3 separate regions of the Homo sapiens genome follow, and all the other regions are linked to region 1. A link is a loop called in an ENCODE intact Hi-C map of the cell type or tissue named here. Cell type or tissue: heart left ventricle. All regions are shown on one strand. Links, peaks and the distances in the headings refer to the core of each region. The heading gives the core; the rest is flanking DNA.

Region 1 (6,676 bases), core at 1,328-6,327:
ACGCCTATAATCTCAGCACTTTGGAAGGCTGAGGCGGGCAGATCATCTGAGGTCAGGAGTTCGAGACCAGCCTGGTCAACATGGTGAAACCCTGTCTCTACTAAAAATACAAAAATTGGCGTGGTGGCATGCGCTTGTAATTCCAGCTACTCAGGAGGCTGAGGCAGGAGAATCACTTGAACCCAGGAGGTGGAGGTTGCAGTGAACTGAGATGGCACCATTGCACTCCAGCCTAGGCAACAGAGCAAGACTCCATCTCAAAAAATAAATAAATAAATAAATAAAAATAATTATGTTCATACATAACTTTAAAAATAAAAGATCCAAACCAGGAAAAATAAATATAAGTGGTAAAACTACAAAGAAAAGCAACTAAATTACCAGAAAAGCAAGGCTGTGGTTACGTCTGGGGGAAAGAAGGAGGCCAAGGCTGAGAGTCTGCATGTTCCAGGATTCTGGGCTCTGGCAGTGATTAATTTCATGACCTGGGTGGTATGTACCTAGGTGTTCAGCTTACTATTACTTGACAAACTGTACATAATGGTTTTTGTGCTTTCCTCTATGCTTATTTCGTGAGAAAATATAAATGTAAAAAAAAGCTGACAAAAGCAAGTCTCAGCACATTGTTGTTTTAAATGTAATAGATTAGTATACAATTTATTTACAAGATGAACAGTACACAACATAATGAGATATAAAAGAACATAAATTGAACTAGAATGATATACCCCAAGTTCACAATAGTGGTTGCTTCTGGAGAGTGAGAAAGTGGGGATTAATGTATAATTATATGCCAGGTGCAGTAGCTCACACCTGTAATCCCAGCACTTTGGGAGGCCAAGACAGGAGGATCGCTTTGAGACCAGCCTGGTCAACATACTGAGACTGCCATCTCTACAGAAAATGTAAAAAATTAGCCGGGTGTGGTGGCATGCACTTGTAGTCCCAGCTACTCGAGAAGTTGAGGTAAAAGGATCACTTGAGCCTGGGAGGTCAAGGATACAGTGAACTGAGATCACATCACCGTGCTCTAGCCTGGGCGACAGAGACAGACCTTGTCTCAAATAAATAAATAAATTAAATATTTTTTAAAAGGCCAGGCCTGGTGGCTCACGCCTGTAATTCCCAGCACTTTGGGAGACCGAGGTGGGCAGATCACGAGGTCAATAGATCGAGACCATCCTGGCCAAAATGGTGAAACCCCATCTCTACTAAAGATACAAAAATTAGCTGGGCATGGTGGCTTACACCTGTAGTCCCAGCTATTCAGGAGGCTGAGGCACAAGAATCACTTGAACCTGGGAGGCGGAGGTTGCAGTGAGCCGAGATCGTGCCACTGCACTCCAGCCTGGGTGACAGAGTGAGATTCTGTCTCAAAAAAAGAAAAAAAGAGGCCAGGTGCGGTGGCTCATGCCTGTAATCCCAGCACTTTGGGAGGCCGAGGCGGGTGGATCATGCGGTCAGGAGATCGAGACCATCCTGGCTGACATGGCGAAACCCCATCTCTACTAAAAATATAAAAAATTAGCCAGGCGTGGTGGTGGGCGCCTGTAGTCCCAGCTACTTGGGAGGCTGAGGCAGGAGAATGGTGCGAACCTGGGAGGCGGAGCTTGCAGTGAGCCGAGATCGCACCACTGCACTTCAGCCTGGATGACAGAGCAAGACTCCGTCTCAAAAAAAAAAAAATATATATATATATATATATATATAATTATATAATAATATGTAATTCTAATCTAGTGGTTTTTAAGGTATTCACAGGGTTGTGCGACCACTACCGCTATCTACTTTTGGAATATTTTCATCACTTCGAAAGGAACCTGATACCCATTAGTTGTCACTCTTCCTTTCCCCACTCCCCCAGCCCCTGGCAAGCACTTCTCTGCTTTCTGTCTCTCTGAATTTGCCTGTTCTGGACATTTCCTATAAGTGGAATCATACCCTATGTAGTCTTTTGTGATGCACGACCTTCACTTCCCACGATGTCTTCAAGGTTTTTCCATGTGACAACCTGTGTCAATACATCATTCTGTTGGATGGCTGAATCATATTCCATTGTGCGGTAGATCACATTTTGTTTATTCATTCATCAGTGGATGGACACTTGCATTGTTTCCACTTTTTGGCTTTTAGGAATAATGCTAGTATCAACATTTGTGTACAAGTTTTTGTGTGGACATAATGTTTCATTTCGTTTGGTGCTACACCCAGAAGTGGAATCGCTCTGTCGTATGGTAACGGTGTTTCATATTTTGAGGAACTGCCAAACTGTCTTCCGAAGTGGCTGCACCATTTCACATTCCCATCGGTAATACGTGAGGGTCTTAATTTCTCCACATCTTTAACATTTATGATTGTCTTTTTAACTTTAGCTATTCTAGTGAGTGAGATCACTCTGATCCGATTTGCATTTCCCTAATAATTAATGATGTTGAACTCAGGATGTCTTTGTTAAATGCAGAAATAACCATGTAAATTTCCAGATTAAATCGCCACATCAAAATTTTTATATGATTAATTTGAACAATTAATACTTTAGTTATTTTCTGATTACAAAAGCAGTATATACTCAAATGATTATTCCCAAAGTCAGGGTAATCCTTTGAGGGGAAGAGAGAGAGAGCCAGGATCGGAGAAGAGGGACATTGGTCATTTAAAGCGATGGCATGGCCAGGCCCAGTGGCTCACACCTGTAATCCCAGCACCTTGGGAGGCCAAGGTGGGAGGATCACTTGAGGTAAGGAGTTTGAGACCAGCCTGGCCAATATGGTGAAATACCATCTCTACAAAAATACAAAAATTAGCTGGGCATGGTGGTGGGTGCCTGTAATCTCAGCTACTTGGGAGGCTGAGCAGGAGAATCCTTTGAACCCTGGAGGCAGAGGTTGCAGAGAGCCGAGATCAGGCCACTGTACTCCAGCCTGGGGAACAAGGGCAAAACTCCATCTAAAAAAAAAAAGAAAAGAATGATGGCAATGTCTTCTTCTTGACCTGGGTCAGTTACACAGATTGACTTTGTAATTATTATTTAAATTACATCTGTACATTTTTTTTTTTTTTTTGAGATGGAGTCTCGCTCTGTCACCCAAGCTGGAGTGCAGTGGCGTGATCTCAGCTCACTGCAAGCTCCACCTCCCGGGTTCACGCCATTCTCCTGCCTCAGCCTCCCGAGTAGCTGGGACTACAGGCGCCCACCACCACGCCCGGCTAATTTTTTGTATTTTTAGTAGAGACGGGGTTTCACTGTGTTAGCCAGAATGGTCTCGATCTCCTGACCTTGTAATCCACCCGCCTCGGCCTCCCAAAGTGCTGAGATTACAGGCGTGAACCACCATGCCCGGCCTACATCCGTACATTTTATGCACAAAAGATTATTACTGTTTCACATTATTACTGTGGAAAATTTGGAAAGCAAATGTTTTGCCTTATCAAAGATGAATAAGGATGAATGTTTACACCATCTAATCATATCAGTGAGTTTTTCTTTGAGTGGTAGGTTTTCAGATTGTGAGAAAAATGGAAAAATAATATTTGTTAATAAATCTTCAACAAACGTTTCGCCTTTTGTTAGATGAAAGAAATTTCAAGATGTTGCCAGCAGGTGGCAGAATAAAATAAGATTTAATCTTGTAGCCCAAAAAGCAAATCAAAACAAAAACGTAAGCAGCAGCCAGCCCTTTACCTGGTCATTGGAAAACATTTCTTATAAATTTCCCAGCCATATCTGCCATAATAGAAAATAACCTGGTAAACAGGGCCTCATTGGAAAACTTTCATTTTATTTTTTTTGAGATGGATCTCGCTCTGTTGCCCAGGCTAGAGTACAGTGGCGTGATCTTGGCTCACTGCAAACTCTGCCTCCTGGGGTCAAGCGATTCTCCTGCCTCAGCCTCATGAGTAGCTGGGATTACAGGCGCCCGCACCATGCCCGGCTAATTTTGGTATCTTTACTAGAGATGGGGTTTCACCATGTTGGCTAAAACTTTAAATTTGGACACCAAGCCAAAAAAATCATTCTCATCATCCCTTTCATTAAGATACATTTATTTGGGGCAGGAGGGAGGATGCAAAAACTGGGAAGAGGGTGGTGGCAGTGATGGGAGATGGGTTATGTATCAGGTGTGATGATTGGATAAATAAATACAATAAGGAGGCCAGGCACAGTGGCTCATGCCTGTAATCCCAGCACTTTAAGAGGCTGAGGCCAGTGGATCACCTGAGGTCAGGAGTTGGAAACCAGCCTGGCCAACATGGTGAAACCCTGTCACTATCAAAAAAGGAAAAAATTAGCTGGGTGTGGTGGTGGGCACCTGTAATCCCAGCTATTTAGGAGGCTGAGGCATGAGAATCTCTTGACCTGGGAGGCGGAGGTTGCAGTGAGCCAAGATCATGGAATGCCATCACATTCCATCCTGTCTATCCTGGGCAACAGAGCAAGACTCCATCTCAAAAAAAAAAAAAAAAAGGCCAGGCGCGGTGGCTCATGCCTGTAAATCCCAGCACTTTGGAAGGCCGAGGCGGATGTATCACAAGGTCAGGAGATCGAGACTATCCTGGCTAACACAGTGAAACCCCGTGTCTACTAAAAATACAAAAAATTAGCCGGGTGCGGTGGTGGGCACCTGTAGTCCCAGCTACTCCGGAGGCTGAGGCAGGAGAATGGTGTGAACCCGGGAGGCGGAGCTTACAGTGAGCCAAGATCGCGCCACTGCACTCCAGCCTAGGTGACAAAAAAAAAAAAAAAAAAGATCGAAGAACTGTTTCATATTACAGGCAGCCAAAGAGACATGACACCTGAATGTGATGGAGAATCTTGGATTGGATCCTTTGCTATAAAGGATGCCGGCCGGGCGCGGTGGCTCATGCCTGTAATCCCAGCACTTTGGGAGGCCAAGGCGGCAGATCACCTGAGGTCGGGAATTCGAGACCAGCCTGACCAACATGGAGAAACTCCGTCTCTACTAAAAATACAAAATTAGCCGGGCGTGGTGGCGCATGCCTGTAATCCCAGCTACTCGGGAGGCTGAGGCAGGAGAATTGCTTGAACCTGGGACGCGGAGGTTGCGGTGAGCCGTGATTGTGCCATTGCACTCCAGCCTGGGTAACAAGAGTGAAATTCCGTCTCAAAAAAAAAAAAAAAGAAAGAAAAATATAAAGGATGCCATTGGAGGGTGGGCATGGTGGCTCATGCCCGTAATCCCAGCACTTTGGGAAAGGCTGAGGCTGGAGGATTGCTTGAGCCCAGTAGTTTGAGACCAGGCTAGGCAGCATGGTGAGATTCAGCTCTACAAAAGTCACCAAAGACCATACATAGTAAGACTCCATTCATATGAAATGTCCAGAATAGGCAAATCTTTTTTTTTTTTTTTTTTTTTTTTTTGGGATGGAGTCTTGCTCTGTCGCCCAGGCTGGAGTGCAGTGGCGCAATGTCGGCTCACTGCAAGCTCTGCCTCCTGGGTTCACACCATTCTCCTGCCTCAGCCTCCAGAGTAGCTGGGGCTACAGGCGCCCGCCACCATGCCCGGCTAATTTTTGTTGTATTTTTTTTAGTAGAGACAGGGTTTCACCGTGTTAGCCAGGATGGTCTCGATCTCCTGACCTCATGATCCGCCTATATCGGCCTCCCACAGTGCTGGGATTATAGGCGTGAGCCATCGTGCCCGGCCAGAATAGGCAAATCTCTATAGAGAAAGTAGATTAGTGGCTTCCAGGAGCTGATGGTAAAGGAGTGACTGTTAATGGGTATGAGGTTTTTTGGGGGAGCATGATGAAAATGTCCTGGAGTTAGGTCATGGTAGTGGTTGTATAACCTATGAATTTACTAAAAACCACTGAATTATTGCTTTTAAAACCAACTTAAAGGGGTAAATGATATCTTAATACAGGTGTTATCTTTATTGCTTCCTTTTTTTTTTTTTTTTTTTTTTTTTTTTTTGCAGACAGAGTCTCGCTCTGTCGTCCAGGCTGGAGGGTAGTGGTGAGATCTTGGCTCACTGCAACCTCCACCTCCCAGGTTCAAGCAATTCTCCTGCCTCAGCCTCCCAAGTAGCTGGGATTACAGGCATGCGCCACCACGCCCGGCTAATTTTGTATTTTTAATAGAGATGGGGTTTCACCATGTTGGCCAGGCTGGTCTCAAACTCCTGACCTCAAGTGATCTATCCTCTCAGCCTCCCAAAGTGCTGGGATTACAGGCATGAGCCACTGTGCCTGACCAAAACATTTATTTATTTATTTATTTATCTATCTATCTGAGATGGAGTCTCGCTCTCTCACCCAGGCTGGAGTGCGGTAGTGCGATCTCGGCTCACTGCAAGCTCCGCCTCCCGGGTTCACGCCATTCTCCTGCCTCAGCCTCCCAAGTAGCTGGGAATACAGGTGCCCGTCACCACGCCCGGCTAATTTTTTGTGTTTTTAGTAGAGACGGGGTTTCATCGTGTTAGCCAGGATGGTCTGGATCTCCTGACCTCGGGGTCCGCCCGCCTCGGCCTCCCAAAGTGCTGGGATTACAGGCGTGAGCCACCTCGCCCTGCCCAAAACATTTATTTTTTAAAAAACACAAATACGGGAAGCTGAGGCAGGAGAATGGCGTGAACCCGGGAGGCGGAGCTTGCAGTGAGCCAAGATAGCGCCACTGCAGCAGTCCGGCCTGGGCAAAAGAGAGAGACTCCGTCTC
Region 2 (7,479 bases), core at 1,469-6,468, 110 kb after region 1:
GGAATCCTTGTGGGGGCTGCCCCATCCTGGAACCTCACTGAGTTCCCCCTTTCCTGCCCATCTACAGGGGAAACCCGAATGCGGTTCTATGAACTGTTGGTCACTGGCCGATACACCCCCCAGACCCTCCCAGTGGGCGAGCTGGACGCTGTCTCTCCAATCGTGAATGAGACCCTGCAGGTGGGTTTATGGCCGTCAGTCTGCCCCATCGCCAGCTCTTTGATGTGCCCCCCACCTCTGGAAAGCCTCACCAACTCTCTTATGGGACCCCCAGCCTACCCCCACCTCACTCCAGCTTTGGAGACCAAGGCCTAGGAGGGTGTGAAGCCTGGCCACGCCCCCCACAATTGGGAGCAGGGCCTAGAGCCCCATTTTCCCAAGTGCTCCTGCAGTAGGGCTCCATGGGATTGGTTCTGTTTCCTGTGGCTTCTCCCCTCCCCAGCACAGGCTGTGATTCCCACAGACCCAGAGCCTGCCCTGGCCCGCTTTTCCACGTTGATGCCAAACATTGCTGTTTCCGGGGTCCTTAGTGTCTGGTGTCCTGGGCATGCCACTACCCCTAAACCCAGAAACCAGAGTTCATGCCCTGCCTTCCAGAGCAAGGCTGACTCCTTCCAAACCACTGCCTTCCAGGACACAGGGACAACTCTCGCGTGGGGCGAGTCTCATGCCAGCTCCTCCCTGGCATCAGGCTGACTAGCTGCCACTGGCCTGTTCATCACTTTTTTTTTGTTTTATTTATTTTTTTGAGACAGAGTCTCAGTCTGTCCCCAGGCTGGAGTGCAGTGGTGCGATCTCAGCTCACTGCAAGCTCCACCTCCTGGGCTCAAGTGATTCTCTTGCCTCAGCCTCCTGAGTAGCTGGGATTACAGGCACACGCCACCACACCTGGCTAATTTTTATATTTTTGGTTAGTAGAGGTGGGGTTTCACCATGTTGTCCAGGCTGGTCTTGAACTCCTGACCTCAAGTGATCCACCTGCCTCGGCTTCCCAAAGTGCTGGGGTTACAGTCATGAGCCACCACGCCTGGCCTCTGTTTATCACTTTAAATCCTAAAGCACTGGGTGACTAGGAGGACAAAGCCCTTGGCCATCCTCTCGTGCACAAGATTGTAGTTCTTGGTCATAATCCTGCCTGGAAGGTCTTTGATTTCTGACAGCCTGAGGCAGAAAGAAAATCCCAGCCTAAACCAAGATGTTACAGTCTTCTTTTTTCTCTGCCTCCTCTGGAATTAGGAATGACCCTCAAGGTTCCCTGAACATATTTGGCTACCCCTAAGATTAGAGAAAAAGTTAGTACCATCCTGACACTCCTCCTCAATCTCCCCCACTTCCATTCCTTATGCTGCAGTTCTAGAGCAGTTTGGCTCTGAGCTTCCCAGCAGCCAGAGTGAGAAGGGAAAATAGCCCTGTTCCATTGCATGTTTTCCCCCAGTGGTCTGACATCTCTGTCTCTCCTTAGCTGTCAGATGCCCTGAAGCGCCTCAAGGATGGAGGCCTGTCTGCAGGCTGTGGCTCCGGCTCCTCCTCTGTCACCCCCAATAGCGGTGGGACACCCTTCTCCCAGGACACAGCTTATTCCAGCTGCCGCCTGGACACACCCAACTCCTATGGACAGGGCACCCCGCTCACACCGCGCCTGGGCACCCCTTTCTCACAGGACTCCAGCTACTCCAGCCGCCAGCCCACACCCTCATACCTCTTCAGCCAGGACCCTGCAGTGACCTTCAAGGCCCGGCGCCACGAGAGCAAGTTCACGGACGCCTACAACCGCCGCCACGAACATCATTATGTACACAATTCTCCCGCGGTCACTGCGGTGGCCGGGGCCACAGCCGCTTTCCGGGGTTCCTCGGACCTCCCGTTCGGAGCAGTCGGCGGCACTGGGGGCAGCAGCGGTCCCCCGTTCAAGGCTCAACCACAGGATTCAGCCACATTTGCCCACACTCCACCACCCGCCCAAGCAACCCCTGCTCCTGGATTCAAGTCTGCTTTCTCTCCGTATCAGACCCCAGTGGCCCACTTCCCTCCACCCCCGGAAGAGCCCACCGCCACAGCCGCTTTTGGGGCCCGCGACAGTGGGGAGTTCCGGAGGGCACCGGCGCCCCCACCCCTGCCACCTGCTGAGCCTCTGGCCAAGGAGAAGCCAGGCACGCCACCCGGCCCGCCGCCCCCCGACACCAACAGCATGGAGCTGGGCGGCCGGCCCACCTTCGGCTGGAGTCCTGAGCCCTGTGACAGCCCTGGCACGCCCACGCTGGAGTCGTCCCCTGCAGGGCCAGAGAAACCCCACGACAGCCTGGACTCGCGCATCGAGATGCTGCTGAAGGAGCAGCGCACCAAGCTGCTCTTCCTGAGGGAGCCGGACTCGGACACCGAGCTGCAGATGGAGGGCAGCCCCATCTCCTCCTCCTCCTCCCAGCTCTCCCCACTGGCCCCCTTTGGCACCAACTCCCAGCCAGGCTTCCGGGGCCCCACGCCCCCCTCGTCACGCCCCTCCAGCACCGGCCTGGAGGATATCAGCCCAACACCCCTCCCAGACTCCGACGAGGACGAGGAGCTCGACCTGGGCCTTGGGCCTCGGCCTCCACCTGAGCCAGGCCCCCCGGACCCTGCTGGGCTTCTGAGCCAGACAGCTGAGGTGGCCTTGGACCTGGTTGGAGACAGAACCCCGACCTCAGAGAAGATGGATGAGGTACCACCGTGTCTGTCCATCTGTCTGGGACTGGTTTTGTCTATCTTGTATCTCCCTTTCCCCCTTCAAGCATTTAGCATGACTAGCTAAGATGCGGAAGCAATGGGGCTAGGAAAGCCAATATAACAGGTGGAACTTACAGAATAAAAAGGGGATGCAGAAAACACCAGGGGCTGTGATTGAGCAATTGGTTTGGCAATGAGCTCCCTAGCAGCCGTGGAGAGAAGGAAAGCATGGCCTAGTTCTGATGCTCTCCTTGTTAGGTAAGAAGTCAGCTTTTCCTAGGGATAAATTCTGGCCTGAGCTGCTTTGGTAGGCGTTTGCTGAGAGTTCAGAGAGTATGAGCTGTGGGGATGGCTCTTGGTCCCCTTGTCTGTTGCGTGGCTTGGGAATGATCAGGGAGAGTCCTGGCCCTCAGGCAGAGGGGAGGAGAGAGATTGGCCAGAATACTGTGCTGGGCTAAGTGGGGTGAAGCCCCGGAGCATTGTCTCCTAGAGCCTGGTGCCCTCTGAAGAGGGGGAAACCATGGCAGACAGGGAGGGTGCTGGTTTCCCTTCTTCTCCCACTGGCTCCAGGGATGAAGGAGTTAAGAGCTAACTTGGGGTGGGGGTGGGGTGCCATGTAGCCAGAAAAAGGCAAAGTTGACCATCCCCCACCCTCTCCTCAGGTCATGGGGTCTCGTTGCCTAAACCTCCAGCCTCAGGAAGTCCCGCCCAGGGGTTGGGGGTGAGGGTGCCACGTGCCAGGTTCCCCTGGGAGGGTGTTGGGTCATCTTCCTTGGCTCCACTCCTCCTTCTCGGTCCAGGCACCTGCCTTGGAGCCGTAGTCCCGGTGGGCATGGGCAGTCAGGGGCTTAGACAGAGCTCTGCGTCCCTGTGGGCGGAGGGGAGGAGGACTGCCCCCTTCTTGGGCCCTTTGATTAGGCGGGTCTGGCTGCATCAGGGAGGAACGAGAGGAACTTGGCTTGCCTGGGAGGGTGCTGCAGGTGGCTGGGGCTCCAGGGGGCCTCCAAGCAGTTCTGGGGAAGTGGTTTCTGGCATCAAGGGGTCCAGGCAGGGGGCCTTGGCAGGGGGCGTTGACAGGTGTGCAGCTGTAGGGGGGCCGCCGGCCCTGGCACCCGTCTCCTCCGCTCCGTCTAGGCTGCCTGGGGTGAGGAGTGTTTACCATGCTGACCACGGTCCAGGGCTGAGAGGCCCGCAGTGGCTGGAGCGAAAGGCAGGCTGAGGCCCCGGGAGCGAGGGTCTGGGACTGCCCGGCCGCCAGCGCAGGGAGTCGCCGAGTGCCGGGAAGCTCCGGGCCGGCCCGCGGGCGCCCCCTGCTGGCGCCGGGGAATAGCGCCTGGGCTTTCTGCGGCCGCGCGCAGTGCGGGGAGCTGGACCCCGTCCCATCCTAGGTGGGGGAGCGGCGCAGGCGGGGCCAGCCGAGGGTGCAGGGGGGGCTTTTCTTCTAAACAGTGGCTGGTCGTTAAAAGTTCAGGCTCAAGTTCTTGAGTCCTGCCAAGTCACTTACTGGTTATGTGACCCTGGAAAAGGCACTTTTGCCTTTCTGAGTCTCAGTTTCGTCATCTGCCAAATGGGCCTGTGAGAGTCCCTGCAGCACAGGACCTCAGCTTAAGTGAGGTGCCGCACAGGATGCTCCCGGCACCGCCAGGCCTGCTGGACTCCCAGTTCTCAGCAAATTCCTGCCGCTTCTCACCCCGAGACTGCTGGGCAGAGGGAGGGGCAGGGCCGGCCGGGGCTGGAGCGCAGGATCTGCCTCCCTGTGATTGGCTGGCGGCGGCGGCCCGGGTTAACCCTCTGTGTGCCGCGGCGCGCTGTGCTCGGCTCTGTCCAGGACTGATCTGGGGAGTGCTCTCTGAGGATCCACCCGAGCCCGTCTGTCTCTTCTTGATGTGCATGGGGATCCTGAGAAGGAGAGTGTGTGCGTGCGTGCGTGTGTGTGTGTGTATGTGTGCACAGAGGGGACCTGGTAAAGTCCAGAGCTTCCTGCCGCTGCCTTAGTTTGGGTAGTCTCCGTCCTCCTACCCCGCTACCTGCAGTTTTCCTCTGAGGCCTTCCTCACCTGTAGTCTGACCTCTGATCTTGCAACTTGCACAGACTCCACCTCCACCCCCACTCCCCCTCAGCCTTCAAAGGTCCCCCCACCCCAAGTCCAGACCTGTCCACTCGGCTCCCTAAAGCCCCACGCCCATCCTTGACACCTCCCACATTTACCCCTCACCACCGCCCTGGATCCCAGCTGCAGCCCCGCACTGGGCAGGTCCTGGGCTCCAGACCTTCTTCTGACTGGCTGTGCCGCGGGGCCACGGCTGAGGCTCTGAGTGTGTTTATTAACTGTCAAATGGGTCGGAGCAGAGCCCCCCGCCCTGTGAGGTTATCTTTCGGATAAAAAATGAGGCAGCCGTCTGCAGCGCTTAGCCCCACGCGGGCCCACACTGATTGTGCAGTCACGAGACTAGGTGAAAAGAGTAATCAAGGAAAAATAAATAACAACACACTTCCTGTTTATGGGCCTTAGTGCTGCTAAACCCCCGCTCCAATGTCACCTTTCCTGCCTGGCCGTCTGCCGCAGAGTGAGGACAGCAGGGTGACTGAGAGCACAGGCTGCAGAACCACTTCCTGGTTCAAATCCCGGCTCCATCTCTTCTTGGCTGTGTGGCCTTGGGCAGGTTACTTAAATTCTCTGTGCCCCAGTTTCCTCGTGGGGCAAAAATGGAGTTGAAAATAGGGCTGTTCTGAGGATTAGCTGAGTTAATAAATGTGGAGCGTTTAGAAAGGCCCTGGCACATAAGAGACACTATGGAAGTGGCAACTATTTCTGCACACAAGTTGCAACAGAATCTCTGAAATTGCAACAGTTTCATCCTCTGTGCCCCACCCGTCTCCCTGCCTTCTTTCTCTCCCTCACGTTTCCCGTATTCACCCTCATCATCCTTTTGCCTTTTCCTGCTGGCTCCGCTCCACAAGAGTAAGATGTTTGCCTGCCTCTTCAACTTTGTGTCCCCAGCACCTAGACCAGTGCCTGGCACACAGGTACTGAGCAAATGTTTGTTGAATTGGAATGAATGAATGAATTCTAGTGGTAACTCCATGAGGCAGGGACTATGATGCCCATTTTGCAAATGAAGACGCTGAGGCTTGGAGAGGCTGAATGGCTTGCACTGGGTCACACAGCTGGGAGTGCCACTGATTGCTAGTCTTGCAGAGGGGACTCCGAGAGCCCCTTGGCCTTCCAGACTCACCTCACTGTCTCTCCCTGCTCTCTCTGCAGGGCCAGCAGTCCTCAGGCGAGGACATGGAGATCTCGGATGACGAGATGCCCTCGGCCCCCATCACCAGCGCTGACTGCCCCAAGCCCATGGTGGTGACCCCAGGAGCGGCAGCCGTGGCAGCCCCTTCTGTGCTAGCCCCAACCCTGCCGCTGCCCCCGCCACCTGGCTTCCCCCCGCTGCCCCCCCCACCACCACCACCCCCACCGCAGCCTGGCTTCCCCATGCCCCCACCGCTGCCCCCACCGCCGCCCCCACCCCCTCCAGCCCACCCTGCTGTGACAGTGCCCCCACCACCCTTGCCAGCGCCGCCTGGAGTCCCGCCCCCACCCATCCTGCCACCACTGCCCCCCTTTCCGCCGGGCCTGTTCCCTGTGATGCAGGTGGACATGAGCCACGTGCTGGGTGGCCAGTGGGGCGGCATGCCCATGTCCTTCCAGATGCAAACGCAGGTGCTCAGCCGGCTGATGACGGGCCAGGGCGCCTGCCCCTACCCGCCCTTCATGGCCGCTGCGGCCGCCGCTGCCTCAGCTGGGCTCCAGTTTGTCAACCTGCCGCCCTACCGGGGCCCCTTCTCCCTGAGCAACTCCGGCCCAGGCCGCGGGCAGCACTGGCCACCACTGCCCAAGTTTGACCCGTCAGTGCCTCCACCAGGCTACATGCCACGCCAGGAGGACCCACACAAAGCCACGGTGGATGGCGTCCTGCTGGTGGTCCTCAAAGAACTCAAGGCCATCATGAAGCGTGACCTGAACCGCAAGATGGTGGAAGTGGTGGCTTTCCGGGCCTTTGACGAGTGGTGGGACAAGAAGGAGCGGATGGCCAAGGTGGGTGGGTGGGTGCAGGGCTCTGCAGGGTGGCTGTGGAGGGGGGCAGGTCCCCAGCCGGGCACCTCCTCTTTCCCTGAGACTGTTAACTGGAAACGCTGCCGTGGACCCCACTATGGGAGCTCCATTTCATGTGGCCACTTTCAAAGTTCCGCAAACTGTGCTCCACTTCAGCAGCCACTAGATGCACACGGCTCTTTGAATTTAAATGAGTGGCCAGGCATGGTGGCGTACACCTTTAATCCCAGCACTTTGGGAGGCTGAGGTGGGAGGATTGCTTGAGCCTAGGAGTTCAAGATCAGCCTGAGCAGTATAGCAAGAGCCCATCTCTAAAAATAAATGTGCAAATTAACTTAAATGAATTAAAACAGAGTAAAATTAAAACTCCTCCTTTGTACATGCCACATTTCAAGTGCTCGGGAGCCACAGGTGCCTAGTGGTAGTACACAGGATAGCTGGTGCAGACTGCCCCCCCCGCCCATTGCAGACAGCTCACAGCTGCGACTCCCTTTGAACTTGACTCCCCTCACCTCCCCTCATGCCGCCTTTTACACGGAGCCCTGTCTTGGACCACTTTTTTCCTTTTTTTGTTTTTTTGAGACAGGGTCTCGCTGTATCGTCCAGGCTGGAGTGTAGTGGCGCAATCATAGCTCACTGCACCCTCAACCTCCCTGTGCTCAAGGGATCCT
Region 3 (7,479 bases), core at 959-5,958, 76 kb after region 1:
AAGAGAAAACGTGTGTGTGTGTGTGTGTGTGTACATGCATGCTTATTCAACACATTTATTGAGCAGCTGCTTGGAACCCAGGGTCACAGATAGACTGGTGAACAATAGAGACAAGACCCCTGCTCAATCTAGAGGTGACATAGGGGTGGGAGAGGGGGCAGATCACAGGAAGAAAGGCACGTAATTGCAGACAGTGATCCATGCCATGAAGGAGGTGAAGTGGGGCAGTGTGATCCGAGTGGGGCCATCAGGCTGGTTCAGATAAGGCGGTCAGGAGGCCTTTGTGAGGTGACAGCTAGTCTGAAGCTTGCACTTGGACGAGGAGCCAGGCACGTCAAGGTCTTGGAGCAGAGAGAGCAGCAAGTCCAAAGGCCCTGGGTGAGCCCGCTGGGTGTAGCTGTAGGAAGTACCGCCCGCCGAGTGTCCTAAGCCACAGAGTGTATTTCCTCACAGTTTGGTGCTGGAAGTCTAGAATGGAGGTACTGGCGGGGCTGGTTTCTCCTGAGACCATTCTCTGTGGCTCACAGATGGCATCTCCCCGTGTGTCCTCATGTGGCCTTTTCTCTGTGCACAAACAGCCCTGGTGTCTCTCCCCTTCTTGCAGAGACACCAGTCACACTGGACTAGGGCCCACCAGTGTGACCTTGTTTTACCTCAGTCCCCTCTTCAAAGGCCCTGTCTTCAAATACAGTCACGGACGTTCTAAGGTGCTGGGGGGCTCAGCTTCAGTGCAGGAATTGGAGCCACTATTCAGTCTGTAGGAGGCCCTGAGGTGGCAGCAGGCAGGCTTGGCGGGTTCTAGGAGAGCCCACATTCCTGGAGGGCCTGCGTGCTGGGGAGAAGACCTGGTGGGGAGGACAGGAGCCGTGCCTGGAGCGCCCGCGTGCTGGGGAGAGGACCAGGTGGGGAGGACAGGAGTGAGGCTTGAAGGCAGGTGAGGCTAGGGGTGTGCTCTGAGGGTTGCTGGAAACCACTGGAAGCCCAAGTGGGAGTCCAGGCTAATCTGCAGCTGGTTTGTGTGGGATGGTGCAGCCCTGTGGGACAGAGAGGAGGGCACGGTCAGGGTTCCAGTCTGTTTCTTACTCCAAGAAGCCGTCTCTGAGTGCAGAGTAACCCCTGCTGCATAGGTGGGGCCTCAGCGAGACACATGCCTGCGTTGCTCTCCCCTCCTGAGCACTTTCCGTTCTCTCCCTCTCCCGAGAATTAAAGGCTGGTGGGTGTCTCACCACTACGTCTCCACATTCCTGTCCGGAGTGATGCTGACCTGGTGAGTAGCCCCTCGCTGGGCCCCTCCAGCCTCCCAGGGAGTAGAGCCTGGGGCCCGGGAATGGGGAGGGGGCTGATCCAGACAGCGGTGGGGGGTGTGCTCCAGGGCCAACTTGGGAAAGAAAGTATGAGCCTGCAGCTGCGCCGGGCTGCGCGGGCCCCACCCAGCCCGTGAGGGGTTCTCCAGGGAATGGTTTCGGGTGTCCCTGGCCAGGGCAGAGGTAGCGGGGCTGCAAGGCTGGAGGGAGCGAGTGAGGCTGGGCACTGAAGGAGACTGCGGAGGACAGAGGGGTCACAGGGAGTTAGCGCTTCTGCACGGCCATGTGGACCCCTGTGCTTCTAGAAAGGAAGATGGGATGACCTCGCCCAGCCCCAGGGATAGAAGGGCGGAAGTCTGGACCTCAGTTTGACTTTATACACCTTTTCGCCTCTTCTGGTTGGAATGGAGTTGGGGCGGGGAGGAATGTCTCATTTCATAGTGGGCCCCACCTTTGTTTTTTCCTACCTTCTCTCCAGGCCTAATGGACCCATTTATCAGAAGTTTCGCAACCAGTTCTTAGCATTTTCCATTTTTCAGAGTGAGTGACTGTTGCCTGGATTTGGGGGAAGGGACATGGTTTTCTGAGACTTTCACCAAGGGAGGGCCCCAGCTGACATCAATCAGTGCTTGCCTGTGTGGCAGGGAGACCAGACTGGGGGAGAGGGTCCCAGAAATCCAGAAGGAGAGCTGTCCCCGCCCCAGGTCAGCTCCACCCACCTCCCAGCCCCCAGCACTGCCTGCTCCTTCCCCAGGCTGGAACCCTGCCAACTGTGACCTTTGGGAACTGAGTAGCATTGGGGATACCAGCCTTTTTTCCAGTCCTAAATAAGTCCTCCAAATGGAAATATATATTATTTTTCTCATCTGAAAATTGCTCTGGATTTGTATACTGGTCCCAAGGGTTGCCTCTGGGGAAGGGGGCTTGAATGCTTGGGGACAGGGAGAGCGTCTTACTTTTCACCAACCTGTTTGTTCCCTTTAAATTTTATCCCATGTGTGTATTGCCTTTCTTTCCCTTTCTTTCTTTCTCTTTCTTTCTTTCTTTTTCTTCCTTTCTTTTTCTTTCTTTCTCTTTCTCTCTCTCTCTCTTTCTCTCTTTCTCTCTCTCTCTCTTTCTCTCTTTCTTTCTTTCTTTCTGATGGAGTCTTGCTCTGTTGCCCAGGCTGGAGTGCAGTGGCGCGATCTTGGCTCACTGCAACCTCCGCCTCCTGGGTTCAAACGATTCTTCTGCCTCAGCCTCCCGGGTGGCTGGGACTACAGGTGCGCACCACCACGCCCAGCTAATTTTTTTTATTTTTAATAAAGATGAGATTTCACCATGTTGGTCAGGGTGGTCTGGAACTCCTGACCTCAGGTGGTCCACCCACCTCTGCCACCCAAAGTGTTGGGATTACAGGCATGAGCCACCACGCCGTACCGTTTCTTTCTTTTTTTTTTTTTTTGAGATGGAGTTTCTGTCTGTCACCCAGGCTGGAGTGCGGTGTTGTGATCTCGGCTCACTGCAACCTCCACCTCCCGGTTCAAGCGATTCTCCTGCCAAGTAGCTGGGATTACAGGTGCCTGCCACCATGCCTGGTTACTTTTTGTATTTTGGTAGAGATGAGATTTCACCAGTTGGCCAGGCTGGTCTTGAACTCCTGGCCTCAAGGGATCTGCCTGCCTTGGCTTCCCAAAGTGTTGGGATTACAGGCATGAGCCATCACGCCTGGCTGTATTGACTTTTCAGATACTACAACCTACATTTTAAGTTAAAACCTGCTTGCAAACAAATACAAATGTATAAAGCCAAGAATGGAAATTGTATATCAGCCCACCCTAGAGGTGACGTTAGTTAAGATCTATGTCCTCTCAAAAGTTTTTATTCATAAATAGGTATATACATGTGTGTATTACATTATGTATCTTTTACAAGTATGGGACCTTTCTGTACATAGAGCTTTACTATTATAACCTGCCTTTTGAATTTTTAACAGTTTATCATGGCTATTTTTCATGTCATTACCACCTCATTTTTAGCAACAACGAAGTATCCCATTGGATGGAACTCTGTCTTGTGTCTTAGCATTGCACAGAGCTCCCAACATAGCACTGGCATAGCTTGCATTCCAGCAAGCATCTATTGAGTGTCTACTGCATGGAAAATTCCAGAAGTTTCAAATCTAGTTGGGGCTTAGATGGGTCCTCACATACCTGTGTTCTCTCTGTGTTCTGGATAAGGGCTAAAGCAGGTTCAGACCAGAGTGTGTGTGTCTGTTTGTGGTGTGTGGGCGTGGGAGAGGGTTGTAACCAGGGCACCCTTTCTGCTTCTGCCCAGTAAAGACCCATCAGCCTGTGCTTGGGGCAGAGAGGTGTGGCCCTGTCTTCCGGGGACACCAGGCCCTGAGCCCAGGTGCTGTGCTCCCCCTGCAGGCTGCGTCCAGTTCCTGCAATATTATTACCAGAGGGGCTGCCTCTACCGGCTGCGGGCCCTGGGGGAGAGGAACCACCTGGATCTCACAGTGGGTGAGTAGCTGGGCCTGGGTTGGAGCCGGGGCAGGTACTGGACCTGCCAGCTCCCCACACCGGGAGTGCAGCCCTGCGAGCACCTCCCATACAGCGGAGCCAGGCCGCTGCCCTTTATCCGAAGCGCCTTCCAGAATTCATCCTGGATTCTGTTTCAGCTGCCAAGTGCCAGGCCAGCTGCATACCAGGCCCCGAGGGCAGGGCCTCTGTCTCAGCCTCTGGAAGTGTCTATTTTTTTGTGTGTGTTCTAGAATACACACACACAAATTAGCCATTTGTGTGTAACATGTCTACATACCAACACGTATAAGTATATAAATGCATGTACACGGGGGAGACATGCCTCACTCTGAAGCCATAGGAGTGCCAGCCAGAAAAGTGAGGAGACACCTCATTGAGAATTTCAGGGGAAACTGTTTTTAATACAACTCTGCTATCTTTTTTTTTTTTTTTTTTTTTTTTGAGACGGAGTCTCACTCTTGCCCAGGCTGCATTGCAGTGGCACGATCTCTATTCACTGCAACCTCCGCCTCCCGGGTTCAAGTGATTCTCCCGCCTCAGCCTCCTGAGTAGCTGGGATTACAGGCATGTGCCACCACGCCCGGCTAATTTTTGTATTTTTAGTAGAAATGGGGTTTCACCTTGTTGGCCAGGCTGGTCTCAAACTGCTGGCCTCAAGTGATCTGCCCACCTTGGCCTCCCAACGTGCTGGGATTATAGGCGTGGGCCACTGCACCTGGCCAACTCTGCTGTCTTTTGACATAGTCATTTCCATCAAATTACTCTCCTAAGTAGGTCCTCCTGTCTCAAGACTCGATAGAACTAATGCATGTGAAAATTCATTATAAAATGCAAAACCCTGTGCAGATTAAAGAAATTAGTAACAACATAGCGCCCAGTGTCTGTGTGTTGTCACCTGGCTCTTGGTGGCTTGAAGAGAGAGAGCAGTCAGGCCAGGTGACAGGGTTGCTATTGTCATAGTGAATGCCCACCCAGCTATGACAGGTGAGGGCTGACCCCCCGCATGTGTGACTGTCCCTGGCTCATCTTAGGGTGACTGGTGTGGCTGGGGGTGGGCGTCTGGTGGAGCTGTGGGGGCAGCGGACCCCCTCAGCGGGTCCTTTTTCTTCCCTCCTCTCCACAGAAGGGTTCCAGTCCTGGATGTGGCGGGGCCTCACCTTTCTCCTGCCCTTCCTCTTCTGTGGCCATGTGAGTCCCCCTGGAGTTTGTGGGTATCTCCTGTCTGGGCTGACCCCCAGGAACAGAAGGTCTTCAGGCCTTGCCCTCCTTCTCCATCCGTCCCCATGCTGGGGCCCACAGCATCCTGGGGCCGGGGCAGCCTCTGGGCCCAGGGATGCCAAGGCAGGAGCCAGAACTGACCTAGCTCTGCCCTGGCCTCGGGTGCCTGCATTTCATTTTGGGGGTGTCTGTCAGTGTTGTGGGTAGTTGATACCCAAAGTTGGGTGAGGGGCCTGGCCATCACCCTGGCTTTCTACGTGGCCGGCCAGGGGAGTCTGGTGGGTGAGCAGCGCCTGCCTTCCTCTCCAGTTCTGGCAGCTCTACAATGCCGTCACGCTGTTTGAGCTCTCCAGCCACGAGGAATGCAGAGAATGGCAGGTATGGGGGGTGGGGGCATGCTCGGGGGAGGTTCCCGGGAGGGCTGGGGTGGCAGGGATGGGGTGTATGTGTGGCATGCTGGGGTGCGGATTCCTGGGGAGGGCTGGGATGGCAGATGTGGGGGTGGGGTGTGTGCGTGTGTGTGGTGTGCTGTGGGGAGGTTCCTGGGGCGGGCTGGGCTGGCAGGTGTGGGGTGTTGTGGGGGGCCTGCTTGGCGGGAGGCTTCTGGAAGGGCTAGGGGTGGAGCCTCTCCCAATCTGTGGATCCCAAGGAGGTTCGCCCCATCGAGCCCTTCCCAGGCCCTGCCCAAGCCTGAGGCCTCACCCTTCCCCCAGGTCTCCTGAATCTCTGCCTTCGATGGCAAAACCCTGCAGTTTGGGAGTTTGGGGGCAGCTGTGCTGGAGATTCTGGGGTGCTGGGGGCAGGGGTTCAGCAGGGCAGATGCCCCAGCCTCGCCCTCCTCTCTGGACTCCCCCAGGTGTTCGTACTGGCGTTCACCTTCCTCATCCTCTTCCTCGGCAACTTCCTGACCACGCTCAAAGTCGTGCATGCCAAGCTCCAGAAGAACAGAGGCAAGACAAAGCAGCCGTGAGCCTCGGGCTCCTGTGCCCTCGGCCCGGACTTCAGACTGCAGGGGGCTCCCGGGCTCCTTCCCAGCAGCCCTCTCAGGCCCGTGGCATCGCTGGGAGAGGGCCCAGGCCCTGGTCCCCCAGTGGACCCCAGTGGTCTAGAGGAATGTGAGCCCCGCCTGTCCGCACAGTGTCCGCCCACCTATTTATGACATATTTAATGCTGGGTCCCCCATCGTCCCTGGAACCCGAGGCCTCACTCCTGTGCTTGAAGGTGGCTGAGGCCGGGCCAGTCTTCCTGGGGATGGGGCCTGAAGCCTCAGGGAGCCCCTCTGTTCCCACTCCTGTCATTTGAACCCCTCTGGGTGGGGTTTGGATGTGCCTCGCGGGGTTGGATTTATGCTGACCTGCTACTTACCAGGCCCAGGCTGGGGTGGTGTGAACCCTCAGTGTCCTGTGGCGCCCCCACCCCGGGGCCACTCTGCTTCTGCTGTGAGCCCCCTCCTCGCCCACCCCGCCACGTGGTGAGGGTTATTTTAAGTTCTCAGAGACCCACCGCGTCTGCCTCGTGCTCTTCTTGCCCCTGGAGCGCTGGGGGCATCCTGAGTCAGGCTGTGAGAAGATTCGCCACCAGAGGGCGCCCCGGGCCCTGGGTCGTCCAAGGGGACAAGGACGTTCCCGTCTGTGCTTCGGGGTTCCCTGACCCCCCCATCCTGCAGCCCACCTTCCTGCAGTGTCGTGGCAGGTACTTGGAGAGTGGGACCAAGACCCTTGGCCCCTGTGGAGGGGAACCACCTCCCCCCTCCTTCCCAGAGCTTCTGGATGTTGTGGGAGGGAGGTGGGGGTGCCTGGCAGGCTCACCCCCAGGGGCCGCACCCTGAGGCGGGGTCAGAGCCACTGGGCATCGCTTGGGTGAGATTCTGCATTCGACGGGAGGCAGAGAGGCCACCAGGTTTGGCTGAGTGCTCTGCCCCACCATTCATATATGGGCCTCAGCTCCCCCTAACTGTGGCCCTACAAATCCCTAGGCCAGACCTCACAGCAGTGCCCACAGGCATGCCTTGTTTAGCCCTCCTCAAGGAATTTTAAAATTTTTAATTACTTTTTTTTTTTTTGAGACAGGGTCTGTTGCCTAGGCGGGAGTGCAGTGGCATCATAGGTCACTGTAGCCTCCGCCTCCAGGGCTCAAGGGATCCTCCCACCTCAGCCTCTGGAGTAGCTGGGACCACAATCACACACCACCATGCCCTGCTCCTTTTTTTTTTTTTTTTTTGAGATGGGAGTCTCGATCTGTTACCCAGGCTGGAGTGCAGTGACACAATCTCAGCTCACTGCAACCTCTGCCTCCCAGGTTCAAGTGATTCTCCTGCCTCAGCCTCCCGAGTAACTGGGACTACAGGCGCGTGCCACCATGCCTGGCTTTTGTTTTGTTTTGTTTTGTTTTGTATTTTTAGTAGAGACAGGGTTTCACCATGTTTGCCAGGA

The links. Peaks named below come from ENCODE experiments on the same cell type or tissue, not always from the same donor. Only the 100,000 strongest peaks of a DNase experiment are listed, where the experiment ranks them.
Region 2: a loop joins it to region 1, with 5 times the contacts of the local background. A loop is called at or near these places in 13 of 110 quality-filtered maps.
Region 3: it touches region 1 in a loop (9-fold over the local background); 104 of 110 quality-filtered maps call a loop at or near these places.

Annotation. Positions count from the first base shown.
Region 1 is chr12:121,693,688-121,700,363 of GRCh38, forward strand. No RefSeq gene overlaps it. Among named protein-coding and RNA genes, the nearest start is that of TMEM120B, 16 kb to the right of the region's middle. In heart left ventricle, for the core only: CTCF peaks have their summits at 3,601 (motif pointing right) and 3,801; no DNase peak of the experiment used is centred there.
Region 2 is chr12:121,808,141-121,815,619 of GRCh38, forward strand. It overlaps SETD1B (SET domain containing 1B, histone lysine methyltransferase), which reads left to right. Exons shown (of 17, transcript NM_001353345.2): 5 at 68-180; 6 at 1,463-2,695; 7 at 5,966-6,790. Among named protein-coding and RNA genes, the nearest start is that of SETD1B, 7.9 kb to the left of the region's middle. RefSeq lists enhancers at 2,191-3,000, 3,045-3,657, 5,960-6,466 and silencers at 3,892-4,211, 4,352-4,441. In heart left ventricle, for the core only: CTCF peaks have their summits at 4,017 (motif pointing left) and 4,247; DNase peaks (open chromatin) are centred at 3,457, 3,981, 4,451, 4,989 and 1 weaker place; H3K4me3 peaks cover 2,172 bases; H3K27ac peaks cover 1,185 bases.
Region 3 is chr12:121,769,706-121,777,184 of GRCh38, forward strand. TMEM120B (transmembrane protein 120B) reads left to right here. Exons shown (of 12, transcript NM_001080825.2): 7 at 1,202-1,267; 8 at 1,783-1,844; 9 at 3,716-3,808; 10 at 4,953-5,017; 11 at 5,357-5,425; 12 at 5,904-7,479. The coding sequence ends at 6,017. Among named protein-coding and RNA genes, the nearest start is that of RHOF, 20 kb to the right of the region's middle. RefSeq lists an enhancer at 377-889 and silencers at 3,577-3,626, 5,278-5,572. In heart left ventricle, for the core only: CTCF peaks have their summits at 3,709 (motif pointing left) and 3,915; a DNase peak (open chromatin) is centred at 3,696; H3K27ac peaks cover 964 bases.